3 separate regions of the Mus musculus genome follow, and all the other regions are linked to region 1. The links are chromatin loops, found by intact Hi-C in ENCODE. Cell type or tissue: left cerebral cortex. All regions are shown on one strand. Region 1 holds the start of Chka (choline kinase alpha). Region 2 holds the start of Tcirg1 (T cell, immune regulator 1, ATPase, H+ transporting, lysosomal V0 protein A3). Region 3 holds the start of Kmt5b (lysine methyltransferase 5B).

Evidence for each region. Peaks named below come from ENCODE experiments on the same cell type or tissue, not always from the same donor. Only the 100,000 strongest peaks of a DNase experiment are listed, where the experiment ranks them.
Region 2: it touches region 1 in a loop (2.1-fold over the local background); 8 of 42 quality-filtered maps call a loop at or near these places.
Region 3: a loop joins it to region 1, with 7 times the contacts of the local background. A loop is called at or near these places in 4 of 42 quality-filtered maps.

Annotation. Positions count from the first base shown.
Region 1 is chr19:3,847,614-3,855,613 of GRCm38, reverse strand. It overlaps Chka (choline kinase alpha), which reads right to left and starts at 3,841. Exons shown (of 12, transcript NM_001271496.1): 1 at 3,201-3,841. The coding sequence starts at 3,538. It overlaps Gm51271 (predicted gene, 51271), which reads left to right and starts at 4,798; the gene lies at 4,798-4,847. In left cerebral cortex, a CTCF peak has its summit at 3,047; DNase peaks (open chromatin) are centred at 2,207, 3,013, 3,354, 3,855 and 1 more place; H3K4me3 peaks cover 2,589 bases; H3K27ac peaks cover 2,069 bases.
Region 2 is chr19:3,901,051-3,909,050 of GRCm38, reverse strand. It overlaps Tcirg1 (T cell, immune regulator 1, ATPase, H+ transporting, lysosomal V0 protein A3), which reads left to right and starts at 1,918. Exons shown (of 20, transcript NM_001136091.2): 1 at 1,918-2,032; 2 at 4,346-4,466; 3 at 4,756-4,834; 4 at 5,322-5,542; 5 at 5,623-5,711; 6 at 5,879-6,005; 7 at 6,087-6,169; 8 at 6,327-6,420; 9 at 6,495-6,707; 10 at 7,016-7,160. The coding sequence starts at 4,350. It overlaps Ndufs8 (NADH:ubiquinone oxidoreductase core subunit S8), which reads left to right. Exons shown (of 7, transcript NM_001271443.1): 7 at 1-188. The coding sequence ends at 108. In left cerebral cortex, no CTCF peak of the experiment used is centred here; DNase peaks (open chromatin) are centred at 815, 1,938 and 3,447; H3K4me3 peaks cover 2,160 bases; H3K27ac peaks cover 1,923 bases.
Region 3 is chr19:3,763,864-3,771,863 of GRCm38, reverse strand. It overlaps Kmt5b (lysine methyltransferase 5B), which reads right to left and starts at 3,975. Exons shown (of 11, transcript NM_001379678.1): 1 at 3,524-3,975. In left cerebral cortex, CTCF peaks have their summits at 2,307 (motif pointing left) and 3,033 (motif pointing left); DNase peaks (open chromatin) are centred at 3,057, 3,344, 3,775, 4,376 and 1 more place; H3K4me3 peaks cover 3,074 bases; H3K27ac peaks cover 2,709 bases.

The sequences.
Region 1 (8,000 bases):
GCCATGGAAGCAACGGATAGCCCCTGAGAATCCCCTGGCAACAGGATGGAGAATGAACTAGATAGAAGGTAGTACACATAAATTGCTTAAATTAAATGCCCTGGGACCTCCTGTTACCATGTGACTAAGCAAAAGGTATTTCTGAGTGTCCCCGGTCTTAGAGACCACAATAGAGACACTTCTGGGGAATAAACAGGCTGAAGGGATTGGAGCCTGCTACTATTAAGGCTAGGACAGAAAGTACATTCTGAGGTGGGAAGGAGCCAAAAGCTTAACCCTGGGACACGCTGAATGAACTGAGGTGTATAAACCAGGAAGATGGAACGGAGCCAGCTAAGCCACTAACTTAGGTAGCTACCACCCACTTCCCCACATCCTAAATCACCTTCTCTCCTTATTCAACAGCGTCTGTAACCACGGACTACCCTGTTTACAGCACGCCACATTTTAAAAGATACTGCAATCCAAAAGGAAAGGCCTGCCTTCAAGACTCTTAGAGGAAAAAAAGAAAACCCCAAAATATTCTCCATACTTTTGCAATGACTGGTTTGAGCAAAACAGATTTAACTTATGAGTGACACAGTCCATAGAGACAACCACAAGCTCACTTTGTAGACCAGGCTGGCCTTGAACTCAGAAATTCGCCTGCCTCTGCCTCCCAAGTGCTGGGATTAAAGGTGTGCGCCACCATGCCGGGCTTAAGATTCGTCTTTCTAAGGCTGGGTACAGGGCTGTCCAAACAGACCCCAGGGCCAATGTAGAAGAGGGGAACACCAGAGAGCTATCAATGGACTTCGGGCAAGTCACTCCTCTAGAGCATTGGTTTGGACTGATGAAAAAAGGTCTCGGGCTGGTGAGATGGCTCAGTGGGTAAGAGCACCCGACTGCTCTTCCGAAGGTCCAGAGTTCAAATCCCAGCAACCACATGGTGGCTCACAACCATCCGTAACAAGATCTGACTCCCTCTTCTGGTGTGTCTGAAGACAGCTACAGTGTATTATACATATAATAAATAAATAAATCTTTAAAAAAAAAAAGAAAAAAGAAAAAAGGTCTCATGTAATCCAGGCTCGTCTCCAACTTCAAAGCTGCTATAGCCCAGGCTAGCCTTTAACTCCTGATACTTCTACCTCCCCTCCCAAGTGTGGGACAAGCACATCCCCTCAGGCCTCGCTTTACTTCCATAGGGAGAAGGAAGACCGTGCCACAGTAATCGTTACCATTCTCCTGGTAAGAACTGCTAAGCCTGTCAGGGGACAAGTTTGGGGACAAATTTTTCTAGGACGCTCAACAATGATTTGAGTATCTGTGGTCTTCTTTTTCCACTTCCTACCAACTATATTTTAAATACCTGCTCATAAACCTCTGACATAGTCTCAGATCCATGAGGCACCTGAACATTGAAAGGCAAAGAGGAAGTGCAGTCCATCTAAGAGTTAACTTTGCTGCATTCATGACTCTGGTGAGAGACTGGGCACAGAAAAGGAGTCAAATGACTACAACTGGATTTGAGGATTATTTGTGGCAGCCAGCCAGCCAGTTTCTAGACACTTGGCACTCAACTGGGTCAACCAATCAAACAGAAACTGGTAGAAAATGACCAAATGGGTTTTTAAAGGTCAAAAAAACCCAACCCGTATTCAATACTGAATGCTAAGCACTTGTGCAAAAATGGCAAGGGTACAGTTACATTTCTCTAGTAAGTCTAAATACATAAAAAACTATTTTCTAATCTAAGGTGAAATATATTTAAACGTAAAAGAAGTGGGGAACGCCAGGCATGGCAGCAGATGCTTTTAATCCCAGCACTAGGGGAGGCAGTGGATTTCTGTGAGTCTGAGACCAGCTAGCTTGTCTACATAGTGAGTTCCAAGACAACCCGACCTGCATGGTGTGTGTGTGTGTGAATATGCTTGCTTATAGGATCCTCATTGGTTCAAGGCCAGGCTCCAATACCTAAGGATGTTCATGATCACTCTGCCCACAGGAGATTCTTTTTTTTTTTTTTTTTTGGTTTTTCGAGACAGGGTTTCTCTGTATAGCCCTGGCTGTCCTGGAGCTCACTTTGTAGACCAGGCTGGCCTTGAACTCAGAAATTCGCCTGCCTCTGCCTCCCAAGTGCTGGATTAAAGGTGTGCGCCACCATGCCCGGCTTGAGATTGAGGAGGAGGAATTCATTTTACTTCACAATGATTTGTGGAGCCACACCTCCAGACGCTGGCCAGTAACACGGGTACACGACACGAGCCTCAGAAAGACAGGAGTGATTGCTACCTTCCAATAACACACATCAATTTCCTTCTACCTCTTTTGGAGACAGTGTCTTGCTATGTAGCTCTGGCTGGTCTGAAACTTACTATGTAGGCCAAACTGGCCTCAATAATAAAGAGATCCGCCTGCTTCTGCTCACTGAGTGCCAAAGGTGAATTTCTGGAGCGGGAGGGGGTTGTGATCAAACTACAGACTAGAAGTACTACAAGGAAAAGTTCCCCGGGGATTTTTCCTCCCTCTTTTTCTTTTTCTTTTCTTTTTTTTTTTTTTTTTTTTTTTGTTTGTTTGTTTTTTCGAGACAGGGTTTCTCTGTGTAGCCCTGGCTGTCCTGGAACTCACTCTGTAGACCAGGCTGGCCTTGAACTCAGAAATCCGCCTGCCTCTGCCTGCGGAGTGCTGGGATTAAAGGCTTGCGCCACCACGCCCGGCTCCTCCCTCTTTTTCTAAAGCCCAGCCACAACATCCCTTTTTCTTTTCTTTCTTTTCTTTTCTTTCCTTTTTTTTTTTTTTTTTTTTTCGTTTTTCGAGACAGGGTTTCTCTCTGTAGAGCTGGCTGTTTTGGAACTCACTTTGTAGACCAGGCTGGCCTCGAACTCAGAAATCCGCCTGCTTCTGCTTCCCGAGTGCTGGGAACAACATCCCTTTTTTCATTCAAGGCCCTCGCAGAGAAACGGCTTCCTAGACACATCTATTTTGAGCTTTGGTACAGAATGTGCTTGTATAACTACATAGTATTGTTCTTCCGCAAGGGACGGCAACCCAGCACACATTTTCTCAAAGCTCGCCCGCAGGCGGCCTTCCGCGCTGCGGGGTTTGTGCTCCGGACACCGGCGCGGCGATCACCTCTACCCAAGCCGCCGCCCCGCCCCGCCCTCCAGCCTCACCCCCCACCGCCCCCACCACCACCGCGCGGTGCCGCAGCCACTGACCTGATGACACTGATGTGGAACTGGTCCTCGCGAAGGCCTCGCCAGGCTCCGGGCAGGAATTCCTTACACCACAGGTAGGCCCTGCGCCTGGTCCGGGGCTCGGGTTGTTCGTCCGCTAGCGGCGGTGATGGCGGCGGGGGCAGCGGCAGGGGCGGCGGCGGCGGCGGCGGCAGCGCGAGAGGTTGGGTTCGGCCACCAAGCTGCTTGGACTCCAGCTCGCCTGCGGCGTCCCGCTGCTGCCCTACGCCGGGCGTCGGGGCAGCGTTGCCACCGCAGCTCAGCAGCAGCCCGAGAGGCGACGGCTCGGCCTCGCCCCCGGTGCAGAACTTGGTTTTCATGCTGGACAAGCGGCCGAGAAGGCGCGGGCGGCCACAGCACGAGAGGGCCACACTCAGGGTCCGGCTGGATGCCCGCCTCTGGGGGCCGGCGCGGGGAATGGCTCGCCGGCTTCACTGACCGGCCGGGCGGCGGTTGTGGGAGCGCGCGGGGAGGCGACGTCGGCGACGGCGGGGAGAGGCAGCAATGGACGTCAGGCAGCAGTAACGAGAGACGAGCGCGGGAGGCTGACGGCAGGCGACTGCTATAGGGGGCCGCGGCGCTCGCTCCTTTACAGCGCTGCACGCGGAGAGCCCAGCGTCACCGCCCGCCCCCGCGCTCGCCGCTGATTGGACGCTTTGGCGCATCACAACCGCCGCCACCCTCGCCACGCCGCTTTCCCATTGGCTGCGGCACAGCCCCTCCTAGGCTCAGGCGGTGAGTCCACGATGAGGGAGGGGTCGGCGCACCGGGGGCGGGGCCTTGTCTAGGGGTCGCGAGGGTCCTGTAAAGGCTATCTCAATTGCCTGCACTCACAAGGTGGCGCCTTTGCGGACTCGAGCCTCTTAGGGCAGGAGAGGCGAGGCTTCTGCAGCTTTGGCAGACCCTAGAGTGGATGTTGAAAGGGAAACTTTCCTTAGACGCCCCCAGGTCTGAAAGTGATGATTTGAAAGGCCCCGGGGACTTTGCAGGAAAATGGTGTCTGGAGGCTGGCTGCTCTTTCCGCGTGACCTTAGGGCAAGGCAGCTCCCAAAGGAGCTCTGTGGGTGTGTTTTTACAACATTTCCGAGGCCCTGTTCGAGATGCTTCCATGCCCAATACAACTCCTGGCCGGAGGCGTTATCCATCTGCAGGTCTAATATCAAAAAGAGATTGGGTCAAGGCCACACACCCACTTGCCAGCTGGCTGCGCTCTCCGCTCAGAGAGAAGCCTCCCCCTCTACGTGCCTGCAGCCTCAGTTTCCCTGTCCGTGGTGCTGAGGATGTCAGCTAGATTCTCAGGACATCTTCCTAACAGACTGGCCTCAACGGCCTCCAGAATTGCCGGCCAAAGGTGCTTGGTTCGCGATTCCTGGCTTTGTGGATGCTGTCATCTGCCCCCCCCCTCTTCCGGGCTGTCCAGTCGCGTGACCATGACTAATGTACCTTTGCCCTAGGGCATGGAAGGGGGCCAAGGCCCCTATGCTGTATGCCCACACATTGCCTCATTCTTTGGTCTCATCATTCAGTCCTTCCAGGAAGTAATTGAGGCTACAAAGAATATAAAACTACAGGTCTGTGTTGTGGGGTATAGCTAGAAAGAGAGATTTCTTTCTAGCTATACCCCAGCATGCAGAAAATGGCTTCTTTGTGGGTTTTCACAGTCTGCTGGAAGCCAAAAACTCTTCAAAAAGAGTAGGTAGGTACTTATCTGGACTTACTCCCCCAAAAGTGATCTTACTGAACAAAAGAGTGCAAATAATCTGTGCATAATGGCACATGCTTTTAATCCCAGCACTTGAGAGGCACAGAGGCAGAGGCCAGATCTCTATGGGCTGAAGACCAGCCTAGTCTACACAGTAAGTTTCAGGACAGCCCAAGTTCCATAGTGAGACTGTCTGGGGAGTGGGGGGGGGGGGGCGGGGGAAGGAGTGCAAATGAAAAGAGACTTTGGACGATCCCGTGGAGCTAGGCCTGGAGTTGAACTCCAGACAAGTAGGGGAAAAAAAAAAAAAAAAAAAGAGGCCTGGCCTAGGAATACCACTGGTTGCTAGAACAGTAAGAAATCAACGTCTCCATTCAGGAAGGCATTTAGATAAGGGAACGGAGGACTTTGAAAACACCAGCCCACGTGGAGGTGGGGCTGTGTCACTGGCCTTCACAGGGGACTGGCCCTTTGTCCTCATACTAGTCCCCATAATCTCAGAGGAATGTTGGAAAGCTGGCTGAGGGGGAAGCTGCTCCAGAAGTGAGAGGAGAGCTCTATAATTTGCAGTTAACTTTTTCTCTGACCTCTTCTGGTTTAGACTATGAGAACCCACAAGGCGCCTTGCTGGGAGCACAGCTTCCAGTGGCAGTAAAAGGTCACCCCAGTGAAAGGCTTGGAAAGGACATGAACATATATGACCCACATAGAAATTCTAGCCAGAGTAAAACTCTGCCTGGAATACACACACACACACACACACACACACACACACACGGGGGAGGGGGGGCAACCTTAATGGCATATATGAAATTGCCTTAATGAATCTGTCACTTTGATACTAGCTTTAAGCAAAGAAGGAGTGCACTTTAGTACACTCCTTTAATCCCAGTACTCAAAGAGCAGTGGAAAGTGAATCTCTGAGTTTAAGGCCTGACTGGTCTACAGAGCAAGTTCCAGGATGATAGTGCTACACAGAGAAAACCCTGTCTCAAAAAACAAAAACAAAACAAAACAAAACAAAAAAGCCAGGTGTAGTGGCATGTGCTTACTATCCTACAGTTGGGGAGGCAGAGTCAGGCACATTCCTGGGCTTACCTGCAGCCAACCTAGCCAATCTGGCAAGTTCCAGGGTAGGAAGAGACCCTGTCTCAAAGAACAAGATAGACAACACTTGAAGACTATCACCTGAGGATGCTTGCTGGTCTCTCTACACATATGGACCCATATGAGGACACACCCACATGTGCACATGCACCCAGCCCCACCCCCATCCCTGCACACACAAACACAGAGCAGAACTCACCCAAGACCACACAGCTAGGAAATGATAGCCTGGATCTAAACGTAGGTAATGTGGCTATGGGGTTGATTCAGGGCCACTTGAAGCAGTTTCTACCCTCTGTCATTCCAAGCTTTCCACAAGAAGCGCTGAGGGGCTGATTTGTCCAACTCCTCTCTGTATGTCCTGTCATATGTGTGGCCAGAGCAAGACTCAGTGCCCTTGAGTCAGGCGCCCAGGTTTAGTCCAATCAACTAGAACCATGTGGCCGGAACCAGCTTTACTCACCTGAACAGCAAGAGCTGGCTATAGGATATGTACCTGTTACCAGCATCTATGGCAATTCTGAAGTTAGGTGGCGCTCCTATGATGGGCCTGTGCCACTCACAGGTCCCTACTTTGAAGAAGGTCAGGGTGAATCAAGTTCTTCACTCTTGTCACAAGCTTGCCCTAAAGGCACTGCCTTCCCTTCTAACGTCTGCATATCACAGCAAGCAAGAGGTACAGCCTTGGAGCCTGGCAGCCTGGGTACAAACCTTGCCCATTTTACTTCCTTGGCATCTGCCTTCAAGCAGACTACTTACTGTTGCCCAAGCCTGTCCCTGTCTGTCAAATGACTATAATCATGGTGGGGATAAAGGGTTGCAATAATTTTCCTTGTTAAATGAGCAAGTCATTTGAGAAGAGGAAACTTTAATAAAATGCCTTTATAAAACTGGCCTGTAGGCATATCTTGAGCATTTTCTTGATTAATGAGTGACATGGTAGAGTTCAGCCAGCTCTAGGCAGTGCCACCCCTGGGCAGGTGTTCCTGGGTTGTACATAAAGCACACTGAGCAAGCCATGGGAGCAAGCCAGTAACCAGCACTTCTCCATGGTCTCTGATTTAGTTTCTGCCCTGAGTTCTGTCCTGGCTTTCTCAGTGATAGAGACCTGAGAGTTGTAAGATGAAAAACCCCTTTCCTCTCCAAGTTGCTTGTGGTCACAGTGTTTATTGCTGTAATAAACACCCTAATGCAGCCAGCCGGGCGGTGGTGGCGCACGCAGACCAGCCTAGTCTGCAGAGTGAGTTCCAGAATAGCCAAGGTTACATAGAGAGGCTTTGTCTCAAAAAAAAACAAAAACAGCCAGGCGTGGTGGTGCACGCCTTTAATCCCAGCACTCGGGAGGCAGAGGCAAGTGGATTTCTGAGTTCCAGGCCAGCCTGGTCTACAAAGTGAGCTCCAGGACAGCCAGGGCTATACAGAGAAACCCTGTCTCGAAAAAACAAAAAACAAAAACAAACAAACAAACAAACAAAACCAAATGAACAAACAAAAATAAATAAAAATAAAAAAACAGTTTCCAGAAGCCAGGAATAGTACCACACAGCTGTAATCCCCAGCACTAGGAAGGTGGAGGCAGAAGGATCAGGAATTCAAGGCCATCGTGCTAATACCAAGTATGAGGTCATCCTGGACTACGTAAGGCCCCATTTCAACAACACAAAGACAGGAATGAACAAGGTAGCTGGGCAGCCAGCAAAGGCGCATGCCTCTCAGCCTAAAAGCTGGAGTTCCACCCGAGAACATGCATGGTGGAAGGAGAGAATCAGCTCCCTCAGTCTGTCTGTCCCCTGATCCACGTATGCACACTATAGCACTCACAGGCCTCTGCAACAATAAACAAGGATGTGAATAAACAAACAAACATTTTTTAGGGTTAAAAAGGAGAAGTTCTCAGAAGCAAAATTTCCCATGCATAAAATATCCCATTGCCACATCTATTATTGACAAAAAGTGGAAAGAACCTAAGTGCC
Region 2 (8,000 bases), 53 kb before region 1:
GAGACACACGAGGAGTTGCTGTACAACAAGGAGAAGCTACTCAACAATGGAGACAAGTGGGAGGCCGAGATCGCTGCCAACATCCAGGCTGACTACCTGTACCGGTGACCAGACCACTGGTGACCTTGGCCACCTGGCTCAGCCTTGTGGCCCCTTTAGCCCATAAAGAAACTATGATCCCACAGCTACCTGTTGTGTTGTTCCATTTCTAGGGCAGAATCTACCCCACGCAGCCAGGGGCATCTGGTTTGCTCCAGCCAGACCAGGTGTGCATGGCCTGCTGCATCGCTCTCTCAGTGGGTTCCAGCCACTCACCTGCCCCAAAGTCTAGCAAATGCAGAACCCAGCCATCCTCTATGGTGCACAGGCCTACCAGGCCTCTTTGTGATCGGCAATACTACCCAGAACCGTATCACACATCTGGGCTTTTTCCCACAGCCTGGCAGTGCAGGTCACCAGGGGCCTGTTGTCCCCATTGGTGTTGGGTGTCTGAGAGGTGAGGTCCAGGTCTTCTGTTTTCTTGGCTGTCCATCGCTACAGTTTGGACTTGGATCCTTTCCAGGCTCTGCTTGAGTCCATCAAGAGCCTCAGGAGGAGGCTGAGTAGGAAGGAGGCTGAGTAAATGAGTTATTCTTATCCTGAGATTGCACAGAAAAGCTTAGTGTGGCCACATGTCTGTGACCCTCTGCTGGAGGATGGAGTCAAGTGGATCCCAGAGTCCCTGGCTAGCCAAACTTAATCAAAATGGCAAGTTTCAGGTTCAGTGAGAGAGACTGGCTCAAAAACTGAGTGCAACAGGTGGCCAACTGAGGAAAATTCCTGCTGCTCACCTCAGGCCTCCATGGGTGCCTGCACGGGGAGTGTAGCCGCACACTTGCACCCAACATCCCTAAGGTCAGGGTGTCCTTTGGGGAACAGGAAGCTTGCTAGGGGGTGACAGTCACAAGGGAATGACATAGGTCCTGCTGCCTCTGAGCTGGCCTTGCCTCTGGCTACTACATCCCCTTTGCCCACTAAGTTCTCTGACTCCTCCCAAGTGTGGGTGTTATACTTGTTACCGTTTCAGACACCGCCCTCACCTCTACCCCGACCCTGTGTGGGCACACACACATTGTGTGTGTGGGGGGGGGGACGGGACTGCTGCTAGCTTGGTTCTCCTATTCTTATGTACACTTCTACTGTATTCACAACTACAGCTTTATGGCCCGTCTGTTGTCTGTTCCCCCACAGTGAAGAGCACTGGCTTGTGCCCCCTGGTACACTTGTGTGAGGGTCCTCACCAAGTCACCTCAGACCCATGTCATACCTGTTTTCTGGGGATACCTACCCACTTCGACTCAGTTTTCAGGTTGCCTTAGGCTTCCATTCTATACTCCCCCCACACATTAGAGCCCTTGTTTATTGAATGGGGCTCAAGGGTCAGCACAGCTGAGGGGCCCCTTGTCCCTCTGGTCCCCATTGGGTACAGTCCAGCCTGTCCAAAGTACAGGCAGCTGAATGGTCCTGAATCCCAGTTTCCATACCTCAAGGGCTAGGAAGGAGGTTGAGGCACTTCTGGAGTCTCCAGGCTCCTGGGTCAAGTTCCTCCGCAGAGACTGGCCCAACCAACACCCTGCTGCCAGTGGAGAGGGGCCCATAGCGTGGGCCCACCCTTACCCAGCATAGTCTGAGCTGGGTGAGGTTGGGTAGCAGCCGATCTTGCACAATAGCGAAGTAGCTTGAAGCAGATTGTACGTACTAGGAAGGTGAAGGTGGCCTATCCTTAAGGTCCTACCTGTCATCTCCCGATTATCGGGATTTTTTTGTCGGTTATCTCCCGATTCCCGGGATTAAACGATTCCGGGGCGTCCAGACACCGCCCTCACCCCCACCCCCACCCCGCGCCCGAACTCAGTGGGGGGCGGGACAGGGCGGGCAGTGGGCAGGCCGTCACAGGCCACACCCACTCCGGTATTTCGAAGCTGGAGTGAGCTGCACTGGCCGGAGGGCGGGCTCAGATCCTAAGCCGAAGTTGAGCGAAGAGTCCACCTGGGTGAGTGTCCTGCTAAACTGAGGAACCCCAGCCCTGCCTACCAACTGCTTCTTCCTCCGCCTGGACAAGGGTCCAGGCGCCCTGCCCGACTCCGGGTGGAGGCAACTCAGAGGCCACGCGACCGTGTCAGGCAGTCTGGGATGCAGGCAGGCCGCAAGGAGAAGCAGAGGATAGGTTGCTAGCTCCGGGAAACTTCAGAGCCTGAGCTCATGGAGGCCCCTGCTGCGTCTGGCTCTGAACGAGGGACCCATTCTACAGATGAGGAAACGGAAGCCATCCTACTAGGAAGTGGCCGGGCTCAAGGCAGACTCCAGCCCCTCTCCTCATCCTCCGAAGAGCAGGGTCTGGGAGAAAAGGCAGGGGTTGAAGGAAGACTAGGAAAGGGGGTGCAGGAGTAAGGCAGAACACCGGGGCCTCAGGGGAAGGCCAGATCGCGAGTGGTGTGTGTGGGTCTAGCTCGCAGATTACAGGACAGGACCTAGTAACAAAATCAAGGTATGTAATGTGGACTGTCTGCAGGGAGCATGGGGGAACTTCCGTTTGTCTTGCATGTACATGTCTAGCATCCCTTGGCTGGAGCACCCGAGTGCTGGTGGTTATGGCGCTGGGACTAGGCAGGATGTGCCAAGTCAGAGCAGCGTCCCTCTGTCTGGGACAGACCCCTCTGTGGTGTGGTTCTAGTTGGCCATGTGACCTTAGACTTCACCTTACTCCACCTGGGTTGGCCCATTTATAAATTAAGGCCAGGATAGGAGGAGTGGTGGTAGCACAAGCCTTTAATCCCAGCACTCAGGAGGCAGAGGTGGGCTGATCTCTGAGTTCAAGGCCAGTCTGATCCCCAGAGCCAGTTCCAGGACAGTCAAGGCTACACAGAGAAATCCTTTCTTGAAAAACGGACAAACAAAAAAATCGTAAGGCTGGGTTGTCCACTAGGAATTGGGGGGAAGGGGTGTTTATAGAAAGAAGTAAGATGTGGGGAGTCTGATTTTTCGTTTATCTCCTCACTCACATCTTTCCTGCCAGGGGTGGCCAATTCAATCAAAGAGGAAACAGGCCCAGAGAGGGCAAGTGACTTACCCAGTGTCACATAGCTGCTTACAATTTGGGGAGGACCCTAGAGACTTAGTCCCTGGCTCTGTGCACCCAGCCCTCCCTGCTCACCCCTGCCTGTGCAGGGCCTGGCTCTTCTGAAGCCCTTGACTACCATCTGAATTCTTTCCTTTCCCAAGCTGGGGACAGGACTGTGGTTTCCCCTTAAGTAAACCAGACCTAGGGAGGAAGTGGTCTGCTGGGCAGACCCAGGCAGTAAGCTGGGCCCATTAGTATCTGAAGTTCCTCTCGATGTGTGTCCCCACTTGTGACCTCCAGCCCTCAACGCCAGTTTAAGAGCTGAGGAAACGGTGTCCCCAAGATCCTGAACCTGAAGAGCAGTAGCTACCAAGGAGCAGGCAGTGGCCCCAGGGAGAGTGTTGGCTTTTGGCTGGGCATCTGCAGGGCAGTTGAAGAGTCCGTTTGCTTTCCAGCCAGGAAGTGTGTGCCTGCTGGGGTTAGAGGGAGGCCACCAGAGCTTCCCGCCCATTGTTTCATGGTTTCACTTTCCCAGTTTCAACACCAAGACTTTTCCCAGCCCCACAGGCAATGTTGCGGGCAGCCAAAGGCAACCCCCAGCCAATCCTCCCCTTCAGGATTTCAGCTCCAGGGAACTTAGAGGGAGTTCCACCCCCACCCTCTGCATGTATAAGGAAGCAGGCTAGACAGCTCAGAGGCATTTGGTGTCAGTTGTCACAGCCTAGGGTCTCAGGGCTAAGCTGGGTCTCAAGTGGGGGGCAGACAGAGAGGTGATCCAGTGCTGAAAACACTGCTGGAGCCAGGGTGTCTGGGAGCTGCTGGGCTAGAAGCAAGAAGGCAGCAGAAGGAAGGCCAGCTTAAAGACAGCCTACGGTGGTAGGCTTTGGGGTCACTGGGCTGCTCCATGCTTTTTTTTTTTTCTTTTTTTTTGGGGGGGGGGGAGTTCGAGACAGGGTTTCTCTGTGCAGTCCTGGCTGTCCTGGAACTCACTCTGTAGACCAGGCTGGCCTTGAATTTAGAAATCCGCCTGCCTCTGGCTCTCAAGTGCTGGAATCAAAGGCGTGCGCTACCACTGCCCGGCCCATGCTTTCTCTTGCTACTGACTTTCTGTTAACCTCGGTACCCATTACTTCTTTCCTGGCCTCAGTTTTTCCATCTGTCCGATGAATGGGAACAGGTGTATGGATGCCTGCCTGGAACTAGCTCCTAACCACCTTTTTTTTTTTTTTTTTTGCCTGCCCTAAGGATCATGGGCTCTATGTTCCGGAGTGAAGAGGTGGCCTTGGTCCAGCTCCTGTTGCCCACAGGGTCTGCTTACAACTGTGTGAGCCAGCTTGGTGAGCTGGGCCTCGTGGAGTTCAGAGACGTAAGTGGGGTGGGACAGAGGCCTGGGCGGGTAACCCACATCAGGAAAGGCCGTGTGATTACCCCTGGCCTGCCACAGGAGCATCCCAGCCCTCCCTTCCAGCACCGGCGCCCTTCCCATGCTTACTCGTGCCTTTTCTGGCACGCGGTTGAGTCTGCTCCAACTAGTCCGTTCAGGCTAATTGGGCACCAAGCAACTTTTTGGAGGAGGTGCTTCAGACCTGGATCCCAGAGCAGTGACCTCCTGATCCCCTCCCAGAGATTCTGACCCGTATATGTATCCATCACAGCTCAACGAATCCGTGAGCGCCTTCCAGAGACGCTTCGTGGTAGACGTCCGGCGCTGCGAGGAACTGGAGAAGACGTTTAGTAAGTTGGACCCAGATTCACATCCCATGGAATGAGCGCTAGGCAAGCTTGGTCTGAAGGGAAGTGCCCCCGTTACCCAGGTGAAAGGCAGAGAAGGGAGGTGTGGGCGGGGCTGCTGGCATCCGCAGGACATCCTTGGCTCTGGGTGGGTGGAGCCAAGGACGATAGGTAGGACTGCCTTGGAGTATGAGCCACAACTCTATTAAGCTTTCTGCCTAGATGGACTGGGGTGGGCAGACGCTGGGGTGGAGGGCTAGAAAGGCCTTTCTTAGGTCAGAGATGAGGGCAAAACAGGGGGAACAGAGCGGCTGCTTCTAAACAGTTTAGCCCGGGATTTTTCTGGAGATCTGACTCAGCAGATTAGTCATGGCCTTTGGTGCGCATTAGGGATCTCCCTACATGTCTGCAGCCCCTGGCTAACAATAGACATGAGCTGGCATAACCCTGTGTGACTTCCCCTAACCCCACCGCCCCTTTCTGTGTCTAGCCTTCTTGCGGGAAGAAGTGCAGCGGGCAGGTCTGACGCTGGCCCCACCTGAGGGGACACTGCCAGCACCACCTCCCCGAGACCTGCTGCGCATCCAGGAGGAAACGGATCGCTTGGCCCAGGAGCTTCGGGATGTTCGTGGCAATCAGCAGGCACTGCGGGCCCAGCTGCACCAGCTGCGGCTTCACTCGGCTGTGCTGGGCCAGAGCCACAGCCCGCCGGTCAGCCCCAGCCAGGGCAGGGATGGGGCCTGGAGATATATATGCCACGGCTGGGGCTCACAATGTCTCTTGGTGCCTAGGTGGCAGCTGACCATACTGAAGGACCCTTCTCTGAGACAACACCCCTGCTTCCAGGCACCCGGGGGCCACATTCAGACCTGAAGGTCAAGTGAGTCGGGGCAGTTTGTCTTTTCTGGACAGCCTTAAGGCACTGGCCAAAGAAGGGGACCCGATGGCCCCTGAGTCTCTGTATGTTGTGTTTGGGGGTTCCCCACGAGTGCTTCCTGTGAGGTGAGTTGGGAGGAGGCTGCAGCCCGCCTCCAGCCCTGTTGGCAGTTTTGTGGCAGGTGCTGTGGAGCCCTACAAGGCTGCGGCCCTGGAGCGCCTGCTGTGGAGAGCTTGCCGCGGCTTCCTCATTGCCAGCTTTCGGGAGACTGAGGGGCAGCTGGAGGACCCAGTGACGGTGAGTTTGCAGGGGGGCCAGGGTGGGGGCCGTCAGGGAGGAGCCAGGGCTCCAGAGACTAACCGAACCTGGCTTTCACAGGGTGAGCCTGCAACTTGGATGACCTTTGTCATCTCCTACTGGGGTGAGCAGATCGGACAGAAGATCCGAAAGATCACAGACTGGTGAGCCACGAGTGCATGGTCACTCGGCCGCGGGAGGTGTCCAGTCGACTGGTCCTGTGTGGCCCAGGCCCCTGATAACACCTTCAGCCGAGTTTGTCCTGCCCCCAGCTCTACCTGGTGACTCCCACTGACCCCCATTACCCCATGTCTTCCTCAGCTTCCACTGTCATGTCTTCCCATACCTGGAGCAGGAGGAAGCCCGGTTCAGGACCTTGCAGCAGCTGCAGCAGCAAAGCCAGGAGCTTCAGGAAGTGAGTGCCCATGTGACCTGACCCCTGATAGCTCCCTCAAGGCTCCCTTGATTACTTTTTTTTTTTGTCCCCAGGTCCTGGGGGAGACAGACCGGTTCCTGAGCCAGGTGTTGGGCCGGGTGCAGCAGCTGCTGCCCCCATGGCAGGTGCAGATCCACAAGATGAAGGCAGTGTACCTGACCCTCAACCAGTGCAGTGTGAACACCACACACAAGTGCCTCATCGCGGAGGTCTGGTGTGCCGCGAGGGACCTGCCCACTGTGCAGCAGGCGCTGCAGAGCGGCTCAGTGAGCATCCAGGCTGCCAGAGGCCTGCTCCCTCCCTGCCTTTCCTCCTTCTACTTCCAGTCTCTCCTTAAGCTTCCTTTGCTCTGGGATTGAAGGGTGGGTACCATTTCCGAGGAGCCTACTCCTCCAGGGCATTTTGGGTAGGATGGGGCTGACCAACTTCCCCCATGCCATCCCACCCCACCCTCAACCCAGAAATTACAGTCCACATCTCAGCTGGGCCTGGGAACGGGGGTGGGATTGGGGTGGGGGCAGGGTTTCTACAGGCTCCGGGCATCGGCTTCTGTCTCTCTGCCTGGGTACCCCAGAGTGAGGAAGGAGTGAGTGCTGTCGCTCACCGCATCCCCTGCCAGGACATGCCTCCAACCCTCATCAGGACCAACCGCTTCACCTCCAGCTTCCAGGGCATTGTGGATGCCTATGGTGTGGGCCGCTACAGGGAAGTTAACCCTGGTAAGATCCATTGCTCCCTCAGTGGAGGTCATCCCTCCATCCTCTGTTTGGGTGCAAACCTTGAGAGGGGTGGGTAGAAGTTAGGCCCTTGCCTTTGGGGTACAAACCTTGAGAGGGGTGGGTAGAAGTTAGGCCCTTGCCTTTGGAGTGCAAACCTTGAGAGGGGTAGGAGCTGGGTCCACCCCATCCTTTAACAGAGACATAGTCCCCAGTTCAATCTCCAGGGAGGTTATTGGGTACCCTAGTCCCAGTTGGGACTTTACACTTGTCTCAGCATTAAATCCACAGGGAACCAACTTGGAACAGTTCAGAAAACAGATGTGGGAATGGCTTAAAGTCCAGCTCACTTGTTTTGATGAGTTTCTTAGTTTCTGTAGGTCATATTTTTTCTGGTCTGCAAAATGGGAATAATAGTACAAACCTCAGAGAAGTGTTAGGATGGCTAGTAGTTGTTATAGGGCCCCAAACCAACCTATAATTGTGACTTACTTGGCCACACTGCAATGTTGTTTGTTGAGGGGTTGTTGTTGTTGTTGTTGTTGTTTTATGAAGTTGGAATGAAAAGGGTTGAGGATGTGGCTCAGTTGATAGATGAATCCACCTGCCTCATGGATTCATGAAGCCCTGAGCTCAGTCTTCAGCAGAAACTAAGCATGGTGGTTAAGTCTATAATCCTAGCACTTGAGAGATGGAGGCAAGGGGATCAAGAATTCAGGCATCTTCAGCTACGTAGAAAGTTCAAGGTTGGGCTGGTGAGATGGCTCAGTGGGTAAGAGCACCCGACTGCTCTTCCGAAGGTCAGGAGTTCAAATCCCAGCAACCACATGGTGGCTCACAACC
Region 3 (8,000 bases), 84 kb after region 1:
TTTGGGAGGTAGAGAGATAACTCAATGGTTATAAGTACTTGTTACTCTTGCAAAAGACCCAAATTCAGTTCTCGGAACCAACACAGTGGCTCCTAATCATTGGTAACTTAGGTTCTAAGGGACTGGATGTCCTCTTTGATCTCTAGGGGCACCAGATGCACATATTCGGGCACAACAACTCATACACATAACTTCTAATATATTTAAAAATCAGCAGGGATTTTAATTCACACTTCAAGATATGAGCCTTTTTTTAAATGATTTTACTATTTTAAATTATGTGTACGTGTGTGGTTACGTGCACATGAGTGTAGGTGCTCTTAGAGGCCAGAAGTGTCAGATTCCCTGGGACTGAAGTTACAGGTATTTGTGAGCCACCTGATGTGGGTACTAGGAACTGAACTCACTGACTGAGCTGCCTCTGCAGCCCGATATTTTAAGATTTCAAAACTGACAACTTGGGGCTGGTGAGATGGCTCAGTGGGTAGGAGCACCCGACTGCTCTTCCGAAGGTCAGGAGTTCAAATCCCAGCAACCACATGGTGGCTCACAACCATCCGTAACGAGATCTGACTCCCTCTTCTGGAGTGTCTGAGGACAGCTACAGTGTACTTACATATAGTCAATAAATAAATCTTTAAAAAAAAAAAAAACTGACAACTTATCCAAGAAAGACGCTGCTTTTGCAAACTGCTGCACTGAAGTCCATCAGTCAGTCAGTCTTCATGCCAGGAAAACAATGTTCTATCCACTCCAAAAACAAAGTAATTAAAGACAGAGAAAGCAAAGGTTGCATGGACATATAAAGCTGGTGTGTAGGCCAAGAACTACCTCCACCTGAGATACAAGTCCCCTGTGCTGTGTCTACAGTCACTCAACTTGTGCTCGGCAACCAATAATGTGAGCCCACAGAGGGATGGCATGTAGTCCCTTGTTTTTATAAGTAAAAAATGCTCTAGAGTTAACAAAGTCCCAGACCTTTTGACCAGAAAAAAGGATTTTGGTGAATAGAGAGAAGGTAAAGTTCACATGTGACAAGCAAAATAATGGATGGAATCATAATGATTTCTCTGAGAGCATCTGTTCTGCAAGCCACTGGAAAAGCACTCCTGAGGACACGGAGCTTCTCAGACACTATCCACAAATCTGCTGTACAACCAGACACATAGCTGGGCATTATAAACCTGTAAGCTGACAACTATGTAGGAGATTACATATGAGGTAAGATCCACTGATGACCAAAGGGAAACTTAAAAAGACTGCCCTACCCACCTATAAAACACCTGCTGGACTGCACAAACACCCCAGAACACAGCCCTCTCATCTGCATACATTTCTGCAACCCAGCCTTCCTGGGCATGGTCCACTGGTAACTTCTACAAGTACAGAGAGCCCAGTGTCACCACAGTGGGTGAAAATACATTCAAAAGAGCACTTGGGAGAGGAAGGAAAGTCCTTGGAAATGGTTTTTAAAGAGTTGGGTTTCAATCACAGAGAAAGGATGGAGGCCTAGTCTCCTCTTGAAGTATACAAAGTTAAGGGGTTTGTTTCTTTTCTTTTCCTCTTTTATAACAATTTTAAAGAACACTTTCAGTGGCACTGAGTAGATACAATTTGAAAAGCCTCAAAGAGGCTTGACATAGAAATTAACAAATTATCTCTTTCATGCTGTGACTACTGAGCACCTGTGCCGAGGTAGACCAGCTAAATCTATGATTCAACTATGATTCAACAGGCTCACAAGAAAACCAACGTACGTGCAATGGCAAAGCCAATCTCACCAAGCATGCAAAGACTTTCAGGGAACAGAGGAATCCTGGCTTCTGTGCAGGCCAACCAGGATGCTTCTTCATAAGCCTATGCCAGCAGCAGGCTATACTCTCTTGCGGCTTTTCTAAGGATGGATGTATGCTGGGACAGGAGAAAGCCAGAGACCGGATGGCCAAAAGGCACCAGGTATGGCAACTAGCATAAGTGAGCTTGGAAGAGGGAGTACAGTGTCCGATGTCGAGAGGCTATAGACTCAGAGTCTACTGTTTGCCCATGTATGACACCTAGACATTTATTTGCACACTTTAACCCTGGACCATAGGGGCTCTTAGTGAGGGACTTGGTCAAACCCACGTCTACATTGCAAACGTGTGTCTTTGGCAATTCACTCTTAAGGCATGGACTTCACTCAAAAGTCGTCTGTGGGGGCTGGTGAGATGGCTCAGTGGGTAAGAGCACCCAACTGCTCTTCCAAAGGTCTGGAGTTCAAATCCCAGCAACCACATGGTGGCTCAAAACCATCAGAATAGAGATCTGACTCCCTCTTCTGGAGTGTCTGAAGGCTGCTACAGTGTACTTACATATAAGAAATAAATAAATCTTTAAAAAAAGTTGTCTGTGATCATTTCAGGCAAAAAGAAAAACAATAACTTCTTCATCGCCTCTGAAAGGGCTTATGTTTTGTCTACTAATTACCCAAACTGGCTGGCGTTTCTGTCAAAATAAATAAATAAATAAATAAGAACGGGGAACAGTTACAAGGAGAAGCGAGTTCCTCTAAGGAATCCATCCACTCGGCAGCCTCCCAACCCCTCAGGCCTGTGTCAGACAGTTTTAAGTCTAGAAAGCAGGTTTAAAAAACAAACAAACAAATCAAGTCAGGCAATCCATCTTGTCTGCTCCTCTGAGAGGACTGTCTCAGAGTGAGCGCCATCAGAAAGTTCAAGATGAACTTCACGTCTCCTCCTCTCCTTCTTGCACTCTGGCTGAACGAGCGGATGACAGATCGAGTGACGCCAGTGCCACTGCGTGGGGCCCGAGCGACTGCCCCCCACCCCCACCCCACCCCCGCGCGCGACAGTCTGAGCCTGGAGCAACAGGAAACGAGGCTCGGGCCAAAACAAAAACAACCGAAAGTTCGGCGAGCCGGCGCGAGCAGATTGGGCGAGACGCTTGCCGGCCGCCCATTGGAGAAGAGGAAAAACACAGTCCCCCAATCCCGAGCGGCCGAGCAGCTCCCCTCGTGCGGCCGCGACCCGGCCCTCGCCGACCGCTACCGCTCCCTTCCGGCCGCCGCCAACACTGCAGGCCGTGCTCGCTCGCCCGGCCGCCCCGGCCCCGCAGCCCCGCCCCGCGGCCCGGTTCCTGCACGCACGCACGCACGCACGTACGTCCTCCGCGGCTCACCGCCAGCACTGCCGGTCTTCCAGCACCGGGCCCGTCCAAGAGCTCCGCCACCGAGCTCCCGAAGCGCCCGGCTACACTTTTTGGTCCCTCCAGAAAAATTAATCACCAAAAAATATTTCCTCAGAAAAAAAAATTGGAGAGTAAAATCCAATATGGCGGCACGGACGTAGCACCGCCCGCTGCCTCCGCTGACGGAAGGGGGGGGGAAATAAAGGAGTCCGCGTCCGCCGAGGGGCCCCCCCAACCCTGCCGCCACGGCCACCACCGCGGCCCGCGCCAAGCCCCTGTCCCCGAGCCCTGGCTCGCAGCGCCGGGCCACCCCCGCCTCACAGTCCTCGGGCCTCACCTCCACCTCGCGCGCAGTCGCGGGATCTGAGAGGCATCCGCCGACTTCGGGGCTTCGCGTCCTGCGTTCTCGCGCAGCGCCGGGTGCCGCCTCCGGTCCCCGGGCGTCCTCACCTCATAGCCCCCGAGCCTCGCTGCCGCGCCGCAGACGCGTCGCCGCCCCCGGTGAGCCACCCGGACACCGCCCGGGCTCGGTGGAAGGACACGAAAAGGAGTCCACGACTGACGGCGGAGGGACACCACGCCGACACCGAGCGTGCGCGCACCTTTGCTCCGCGCTAGTGGCCGCGATGGCTTCGACGGAATTCTGCGGGAAGAGGCTGAGAGACACCAGAGAGAATGAAGTTCCCTGCCGCGGCACCCGACAGCGGAGGCACAAGAGTAAATCCCCCCCACCACCACCACCAAAGAAACCACGTCGTTGCCGTCGCTGAGCCTCGAGGCGGAGGGATCGCAGCGAGAGTCGTTCGAAGATCCCTCCGCCCGGCTGCCCTTTAAATCTCGGTGGAGGCGGCGTCGCCGCGCGCCCGGTGGGCGCCACCTAGTACCCCGGCCGCTTGCTGCCCCGCGGGGTTGGCCCCCGCCCCCGTCTCGTGCGCACCTGCACCTACCAGGGACAGCTCCCGAGCTGCGATTTCAGGGGGCAACTGCGAGGCGCACGGCGCTCCGGGCCCGCTGTGCCTCCGGGGTGCACTGAGGGGAGGCGGCCGGGAATGGCGAGTTTCTTTGTTGTGGGGATGGGTGTCGTTGGAAGCAGAAACACCCTTCAAGACCATGTGGGCCACCTGAACGGTACCACGCGGGAGGCGGGGAGGGAGCGTGCTTTGGGTCCCCCGTGCTGACACCGGCCGCTCCTTGAGCACCTACTGAGTGACAACCTTTCCACGACGCAGCCACTCCTCGCCCTCTTCGGGCTCAACCGGCGCAAGAAAGGCGGTTTGGTCCTCCGGGAGCTTGGGGCGGAAGATCCGGAGTGGCTTGCACCCACGCCTGGGGTATGGTGAAGCCCCACCCCTTGGATCTTGCAGTTGGATAAGGGGTGCCTCACAACAATAACGAGGGTCACATCCTTGTCCCTAACCAGACGTCGTTCCCAACGATCTGGTGTGTCCCTTTATTTGTCCCTCAGGGTAATCCCCAGAGGTCGAGAGTATTGTGGGTTCCAGTTTACACACAGGGAAATTGAGGCATGGACTAGTTGGGTGACTTTTCAACTACTCAGGGCTGGAGCCAGAGCCTCTTATACACTATTCTATGAAAAACGCAGGCTTTAAAGTGAAGCAGGTGGTTGGGACCTGAAGGAGGTGTTTGAGGTTGTCACGTATTGAAGCAAACACCTGAGTGAGGTGGAGGGTGTTATGGAAAGGTACGAAAATGTCCAGGCAATGGAAAGAAAGAATGCAACTCCAGCGACACATGAGACAGGGAGAACAGCTGAGGCCATTGCAGGAGGGCCCCAGCCTGCCTCGGTTCCCTGCAAACACCACTACCACACTGAACACTCACATACCTTAGCATAGTAGGCATTTTCTAGAGGATGGCTCAGCAGAGTCAAGCAAATACCAACTTAGCTCCCATTGCCCTTGCCTCTTTGATCTTGAGTACTTGACGACGCTTGTTATCCCCTTCCATAGATGGGAAACAGAGGCACAGAAACCTGCTAAGGACACATAGCTGGGAAGGTATATTTCTTCAAAACCAGAATTCCTGTGCTGACCTCAGCTGTGTGACCTGTATCCTCAGTCTACAGACCATCTTGGGAGTGGGCAGTGGGCATAGGAGACCAGTCACAGGAGATACAGGGCTTGACACTTCAGGTCGACTTCCTGCCCTTTCCAGTCACCTGTTGCATCGGATCTATCCTGCTGTATTCCCTTTTTGTAGACACAGCTAACAATTCCTTTGATCTTAGTTTTGTTGTGTTTTTCTAGTTTCTTAATACCGCTACCCCACAAGACTTCTATAGGACTTGGCTCCAAATATGTGCCAGAGACACTAAAGTTGCTTCTGCCACGTTTGATACCAAATGCCAAAGAGCTGAACATACACGGGACACCAGATGGTGTCCCTCCAGTGGGCACCAATGGTCCTAGACTGACTTTCAGAGGTAGAATGCTCAGGTTCCAAGTCCACCCAAACTTCAGCAACCCTGGGCCCCAAATTCTCCTGTCTTCCACCTCAAAACAACAGCACATGACCCTTCAGGCTCACCCAAGCTCCCAGCTCTGTATAGCTCTTAAGTGCTTCCATTTATTCCCTGCTGAATGCCAGGCCAAGTGTAGGCATTCCCTTCCAAGGAAATGGACTGGGATTCTAGCCTGCCATAGAAGAACCCAAGTGAGCATAGCACAGCCTTTCAGCCTGTCCAGTGCTGTCCTTCCAATCCCTCAACAACTGCTGCTCTTCTAGCGGCAGCTCTGAGACCTAGGTAGACCATGATTGATGAAACTGGGCTGGGCTCAGGACCTTTGTTGAGCCATGCTGAAAGCTTGGGGCTTTTATAGGGCTTGATCTACGGAGGTCATGGCTGAGTTGGCTCTTGCCACAGCTGGGAGTTGCCCTCCTGGGGGAAACTGGAAATTAGACTTTCCTATAGTGGGAGGCCAGCTAGAGGATTCTCCTGCCAGCTGGCCCAGAGTAGGGATCAGGAAATAGAAGGCCAGGCACCTGCTGGGTCCCCACATGACAGGAGGCTCGGCATTTACAATGTGAAGCCTCTGGGTGCCCTATGGCAGGAGAACCAGCCACAGAGCTTGGGCCCCCCACCCAAACTGGCTGGACTCTGAGGGCTTAACAACTCTAAAGAAAGGCTGAGTTGGCGGGAGAGTCTCAGTCTGCCCTAGCAGAAACACCCTGAGGCTGACCAAAGGGAGCCCCAGCCAAACACTGGCAGGTCCCCTAAGCAAGCAGTGCCATTGCCAGGGCACTGACTAAGCCCACAGAGTCAGTTCCTGTGGTCAACAGGCAGGCATTGGTATGCCCAGTAGCATTTTAGTCACCCAGCCTGGTCCCGTGTTCCATGGTACCCCTTCTCCAAATGTTCATTTCACCAGTCCCCTTTTGCCTCGGGGGATAGCATCAGCATCCTGGGACCCTGTACTTCTTTGGAGTTCTTGCACATGGGGCTGACCATGGGATCTCAAGTTGGGTGAGTCATTTCTCAACCTCTACTTGTAAAGCAGCTTGGGTGCTTGGACTCTCTCAGATGGACCTCTCCAGCCTCTTCTCCAACAAATTCAAGACTGCTCTGCTGTCTTGAATCTGAAGCAGGTATCTGAAACTGGTGGGAAATGGAGATAGATTTGGGCATTCTGAGAACCTCTGGGTGGCTGGCTGGCTTCCTGGTCTTGGATAAGGGCACCACCAGGCCCCTGGACTGCCCCTCAGACACTTCTGTAACTCAGCTCCAGCACTCTTTCTGTCCTCCCTTATGCCTACAGTGACCTAGCATCCTTACCTCGCTACCTTTACAGTACCAGACTTGCTAGCCTGTCTATTAGCTGATACTCTTTTTGAACCCTTACTCCTTTGCACAGAGGAAGAAGGGATTGTTAAGTTGCTGCCTGTAAGCCTTCAGGGCTGTCCCTGGAGCGCCATGTTCAATTCTGATTCCTGGAAGGGATGAAGGAGGGGTTATTGAATTTTCCAGAGTTCCTTCAAGGGTAAGCCCATCTCCCAGATCCAGGGGTTCAAGGTTATTCAGTTGATGACGTTTCTGTTGGATACCAATGAGCTTGGAACAAATGTACAACATGAGGGTTTTGTTTGGGGTATTCTCCTGTTAGGGTCAGACACCACGTCAAGTGCTCTGTCTTCACTCTTAGGCTTCCTGCACAGCATCTTTTACCTCCCTCATTAACCCCAGGCCTTCTGAAGCTGTATGAATTCTTTGTATTTGTAACACTAATTTTCCGTTATGTACTAATTTATTCTCAAGAAGATACTTCTTTTTAAACACACACTCCATTCTTCTTCTGTGGTTGTAGCAAAATACCTGTGGCTAAGTGACTAGGTCATTGACAAGAATAGGAGTTTAATATTAGACTCACAGTTCTGGAGTTTGGCAAATCTGAGACCATGATGCTAACCTCGGCTGTCTGCCTTCTGGATGGCTCCTCACACAATGAGACAGAACAACATTGCTAGCTTAAGTCTTTGCTCCCCTTTTTTTTTTTTTTTTTAGATTTATTATTACCTATGTGTACTTCTGTGGGTATGTGCCATTGGAGGTGGAAGGAAGGCATCGGATTCCCTGGAGCTGGTGTTAACAGGCAGCTGTGAGCACCTGACATGGGTATAGGGACTGAACTTGAGTCCTCTGGAAGAATGTATGTGATCTTAACCACCCATCCAGCTCTCTAGCCCTTGTTCCATTTTTTTCTAAAGCTCCTCCTGGGCTGGGGAGATGCTCTGTCAGTTAAATGCTGTCTGTCAAGTGTGAGGACCTGAGTTTAACTTCCAGGACCCATGGGGAAAGG